2 separate regions of the Homo sapiens genome follow, and region 2 is linked to region 1. The links are chromatin contacts, found by Hi-C or POLR2A ChIA-PET in ENCODE. All regions are on one chromosome and are shown on one strand. Each heading gives the region's core, a stretch centred on a gene start or an enhancer-like site at or near the end of the contact. The rest is flanking DNA. Distances are from core to core; before and after follow the strand shown. Region 1 overlaps PAPSS1 (3'-phosphoadenosine 5'-phosphosulfate synthase 1). Region 2 overlaps PAPSS1 (3'-phosphoadenosine 5'-phosphosulfate synthase 1).

What was found. A loop is a pair of places that touch in the nucleus more often than their neighbours do. ChIA-PET counts read pairs that join two places held with the same protein, here RNA polymerase II (POLR2A).
Region 2: a map of PC-3 shows a loop between it and region 1 (12-fold over the local background). The contact joins two enhancer-like sites. A Hi-C loop is called at or near these places in 3 of 168 maps with a recorded cell type or tissue (CD4-positive, alpha-beta memory T cell, PC-3 and body of pancreas). POLR2A ChIA-PET finds 5 or more read pairs at or near these places in 1 of 52 experiments (activated CD4-positive, alpha-beta T cell).

Annotation. Positions count from the first base shown.
Region 1 is chr4:107,630,465-107,633,164 of GRCh38, reverse strand. PAPSS1 (3'-phosphoadenosine 5'-phosphosulfate synthase 1) reads left to right here. Exons shown (of 12, transcript NM_005443.5): 11 at 1,305-1,534. Among named protein-coding and RNA genes, the nearest start is that of PAPSS1, 88 kb to the left of the region's middle. Within about 2 kb of position 1,409, at least 2 of the 41 ENCODE cell types and tissues checked have a DNase peak (open chromatin) inside an H3K27ac peak, as active enhancers do.
Region 2 is chr4:107,689,082-107,691,781 of GRCh38, reverse strand. The region is part of intron 3 of PAPSS1 (3'-phosphoadenosine 5'-phosphosulfate synthase 1); the gene reads left to right. Among named protein-coding and RNA genes, the nearest start is that of PAPSS1, 30 kb to the left of the region's middle. Within about 2 kb of position 1,406, at least 4 of the 41 ENCODE cell types and tissues checked have a DNase peak (open chromatin) inside an H3K27ac peak, as active enhancers do.

The DNA.
Region 1 (2,700 bases), core at 160-2,659:
GAAGTCTAAGTGATGTGGAAATAAGGTCTATGTTATATACTATGTAAAATTAAACAGTCATAACAAAGTGTAAGCATGCTGTTTGAAAACATGCAGGCAAACATCAGTAGAAACAACTTAAAAAGTTGAAACCCCTCAGGGTGAACAATTCAAGTGTGAGGTATGGAATTGCACTCTTACTATTGCACTTTCTAAACTATGTTGGTAAATAGATAAGTACCTGGTATGCAGGAGATTACCAGGAGAGAGAAAATGAAAACAAAACAATAAAAGATGATTTGGTTATTTATGTGTAGTGGTTATCATTTATACCTTATTTTAATATGGAACAGTGATGGTTTTATAAATTATTAAATAATGGAGACTTACACTGAAAGGAAGCTAAAACCAAATTTCTAGGCCTGAGTTTATCCTAAACTTTATTGGCCAGTCATTTAACCTTTCGGGGGCTTCACTTTCTTCAAATTTTATGGAGAATGTTGAACTAGAGATGATCTTTTACTGTCACTTTAAATTCTAAAGTTTCATTATTCTAGGTATTAGACTAATTTTTGTTTTTTAATAATAGGTCTTACTAGGCCTGAAACTAGAGGCTTCAAGGCTAGTTTTGGATGCAGCATGGCCGTTTACTCACAACCAATCTTTTTTTTTTTAACTAGTATTAGGCATATGTTATAAGATTAGTTATATATTAGTTATACGATTTTCTCAGTACTAGTTTATGTAAGTACCTACATGTCATTTTTATCCAACAGGGTTTTTTTTTTAACCTGTTAAAGTATAATATACAGAAAAGTTCATAAATTATAAGTGTGTATATATCTCAATGAACTTTTACAGTGAGCACACCCTAATTACCAGCACCCAGATACTGGATCAAGAAACAGAGCATTACCATGATTCCAGAAGCTCCTTGCAGTTGCCTCCCTCCAGGGATCAGCCATTATCCTGACTTCTAACCTCATATATTAGATTTTGAGCTGTGTAAATGGCATCTGGTAGTTGTGTAAAATCAAACATCTAGACACATGTATGTTTACATATATCTTATAAGTAATACATAAATATATATACATATATATCCATAAATATTTGTGGATATATGCTTTTAATCTTTTGGTTTGGGGGAGGTTTTTGTTTTTTGTTAGTTTTGTTTCTGGCTTCCCAGGATGATACATCTAAATTTGTTGAGATTTCCTACCGATAATGATTTTATAAAAAGCATATGCATTTATTATCCACTTACTATTTCTAAGTACATAGTCATAAAAGCAAAGTTACCTAAAATGAAACTTTTATTCTAGGTCCAGTGGCATTGCAGAGCACGGATGGTTGCAGGAGCCAACTTTTACATTGTTGGACGAGACCCTGCTGGCATGCCTCATCCAGAAACAGGGAAGGATCTTTATGAGCCAAGTCATGGTGCCAAAGTGCTGACGATGGCCCCTGGTTTAATCACTTTGGAAATAGTTCCCTTTCGAGTTGCAGCTTACAACAAGAAAAAGAAGCGTATGGACTACTATGACTCTGAACAGTAAGTCTTACATTCTCTGTACAAATCTTTGAAGTACTTCGTGGTCTAGCTGCTCCCAGGGATTTAGCTTATTGTCTAATCTTTACTGATGACAGGTTTTGTGGTACTCATGTCAGAGAAAGGTAAACCCAGAAAAGTAATTTCCCAACATTCTGGAAATTAGAAGTAGAAATAAAACTTGAATCTAGTTTCATGGTTTCAGGAATTTTGTTTTGAAGTCTGTAAGGACAATATTGTTATTTCTCTGCCTACTGTGTCTGCTATAGCTTACTGAGCATAACTAGTTTGAGGACTTAGTGATGTTTACTCTGGTAAGCCCAGGGAGTCTATGTATGGAGAGAGAATTTAGCTAATATTTGTGCAATCACTATGTGACAGGCAATGTCCTAATTATTTACAAGTATTAAATTATTTATAGGTTGTGTATCCCTTGTATGAAATGCTTGGGGCCAGAAGTGTTTTTGATTTTGGATTCCTTCAGATTTTGGAATATTTGAATATTTGAATGAGGTACCTTGGGGATGGGACTCAATTCTAAACATGAAATTCATTTATGTTTCAAATATACCTTATATGTATAGCCTGGAGGTAACTGTATACAATATTTTACATAATTTTGTGCATGAAACAATTTGTGTACATTGAGCCATCAGAAAGCAAAGGTGTCAGAGATGGAATTTTCCACTTTTGTCATGTTGGTGCTCAAAAATTTTCAGATTTTGGAGTATTTTGGATTGTGGATTGGGGTGCTCAACTTGTATTTTCCACAACAATCTCTAAAGTAGGTGCTGTTACCTCCATTTTGTAGGTGAGTATCTAGAGGCATACAAAGGCTAAGTAGCTTGTATAAGGTCACAGGACTAGTAAATGGCAGCTCAGCAGATGAACCCAGGCAGTCTGGTTTTAGAGTCTGTGGTCTTAATCATTAACAGCACAACTTCTGTCTTCAAAGATCTTAGGAAGAGCAAAAAAACCCAAGCTTTTAGTACAAATTATTGGTAGTATTGAACATTGTATTTATCCGTTTTCACAGTGCTATAAAAAACGACATGAGACTGGATAATTTGTAAACAAAAGAGGTTTAATTGACTCACGGTTCTGCATGGCTGGGGAGTGAAGGAGAAGCAAAGCACGATTTACATGGCCACAGGAAAGAGAACAAAGTG
Region 2 (2,700 bases), core at 157-2,656, 59 kb before region 1:
GAGTGCTTTTATGTGAATTAACTCAAGTAATTCTTGTCTCCTAGTGGGGACACAAGGAAACAAAGGTGTGCATTGCCCAAGGTCACACACTATACTTGTAGAAGAGCACAGGTTTGCATCCAGACAGTGCGTCTCCTGGGCTTAGATGCTATGCTGCCTCCAAACCCCACTGGCTCCTTGACAGCTGGGACCGTGTCTTATTTGCCTTTGTAATCTTGATGCCAAGCCCGGCTCTTGGACCATATTATATGATTAGTGTTTGTTGAACAATAGCATACTCCCTTGGGAAGCCCTGATATCAGTGAATAAGCGAGTTAGTATAGAGGTGAGAGGCAGGGTCTTTGGAGTTGGAAACAAAGGGGCTGAAATCTCAGCTCTGCCAGTTATTGCTGCTGTGGCCTTGTCCAGCACACTTAACCTCCTGCAGTTCAAGTAATGCCTACAACATAGGGTTGCTCTGAAGATTACGTAAGTCATGTGTTTAAAGCCTCAGCACAGTGCCTGGCATGTAATAACTATTCAATAAATGGAATAAATTATATTAGCACAATTCTAGTACTGTATCATAAATTTTGATGGTTACTTGGACTTTTTTTTTTTTTAAACAAGATTTGACCTGTAAGAATTATGGATAAGTGTTAGATTGAGTATTATTTACACAGGTTCACTTAATTGAACCATGGCAGGAGTCCTAAAACATTCTGTAAAAACCATTTCTTGAAACCCTTGGGTCATTGCCAATATATCAGTTTAAAGTGTATAAATAATAGGAGCATAATAAGAGTTAGAGTTCCTGAATCCTTGGATATACACAATTTTCATAAAAATATGATATTGGCATTCTTATACCTTCTGGTGGGAATCTTGCAGCTCTCGGAAAAGGGGGAGGTCTATAATACCTGTTATGGAGAGCTATCAGCCGACACCTGGGTATCTAAGAGTGTGTGCTGATCTGCTTTGTGGCCCCCTTGTTTGTATAGTGTGGAGCAAAATCTTTGTTGACCTCATCTATAAAAGCACTGATAATGAGGTTTGGACTATGTTTAGGGCATCTGAAAATCCATGAAAATATTTGGATTGAAACATGCAATACAGGACATGTGTATTTTTCTGTATAGTCATGATTATATTTGTTCATTCAAGAGAAGTTTATTGGGAATTTCCATGTCAACCACTGAACTGAGCATATTGGTTCTGAAAATTAACCTGATACTTCCTATTCTGAAGGAGTTGGTAGTCTGGTGGGAATGCGGAGATGTGAAGAGTTACAATATCTTGAGGCAAGTGATGAAGTACATATATGTGAAAGGTGTTATGAGAGAATCACAGAGGAGCTGCTGCTTGAAATGAGTCATGAAGGATGAATCAGAGTATACTAGTTAGACCAGAGGGAGAAAACTGTTTCAGACAGAGGAGACAGTATAGTATGCTCAATGGAATGTGAGACAGTTTGTTTTTTTGGGGAACTGTAGGTAGGTTGGTGTGACTGATATGAAGGATGATTGTGAGGGGAGATGGAGCTGATCAATTTGCAGAGGCTAGGTGGTGACTTCTGCACTGCTCAGAAAGGATTTTGCCCCAAAAGGAGTTAATAGTTTGAGATTATAACAGAGATTGGTATCATTGGGTTTGCATTTGAGTGAGGTCATCCTTGAAGCCTGGATTGAGACTGGTCTGGAGGTAGGAGACTAGCCAGGAGGCTTGCCGTAGCACCAGCTCCTTCAGGGAAGAGGATGTGAACTCAAGCAGCAGCAATGGGACTAGTAAAGATGGGGGCATATTTAAGGGCTCTTGAGGCTTGAGTAGCATCAGTAAGACCTGGTGCCTGCTTGATTGCTGATTTTATGGGAGAGCAGAATGAAGCATGGTGCTTTCTGAATAAAGGTTGGTATGACTGAGTTATGAAGTACAGGATAGGAGGGGAGGACATGCGTATTTCATTTTTGGTGGGTTATGTTTGAAGTGCTAGTGGAGTTAGTCTAAGTGGAGATTACCACTGGGCCATCTAGGAAATTGGTTTTAGAGTTTAGGAAAGTTGTATGGGATTGAGATCTAGATTTAGGAATCATTAACTTTATTAGTTGAAACCTAGATGAGGACGATTAGATACAGAAGAGTAATAAGATGAGAGACAGGGATAGAAACTCATTGACACTTTCCTTTAAAAGGATAGTTAGAATAGTAAGATCATAGCTTAATTGCTATTCCAGACACTAAACTTGTAAAGCTGATGAGATGATTTTAATATACTGGAAAAAGATCTATGATCATATGTAGTGAGTATTCTGAGAACCCTGAGAAAGCAAGGGGCCTCATCAGCCTGAGCATGCAGGGAAGGCTTCCTGGAGGAGGTCACCATGGAGATGTGCTGTGAGGAAGCACATTGGTTTGTCCAGAAGAGAGGGGTTGAGTGTTGCTGGTAGGGGTTGGGTTGTGGCGTGGGGAGGCCTAAGGTAGAAACAGCCTGACCAGGCAGGTATTATCAATAGAGCATCAAGTGCAAGACTGAGAATGGTGGGGCCAGGTATAGGGCTGATGCCTCACATTAAGAAACTCGGATTTTACCCCAGTAGTGGCAGAGAGTCTCTGAAGAGTTCAGTAGGATGGTCAGATTTGCATCCTTTGCCACAGTGTAGATTATGGCTTTGAGCAGATCCGAGTTAGAAGCCAGAAGACCTGTAATATGTTGAGGCCGTTCAG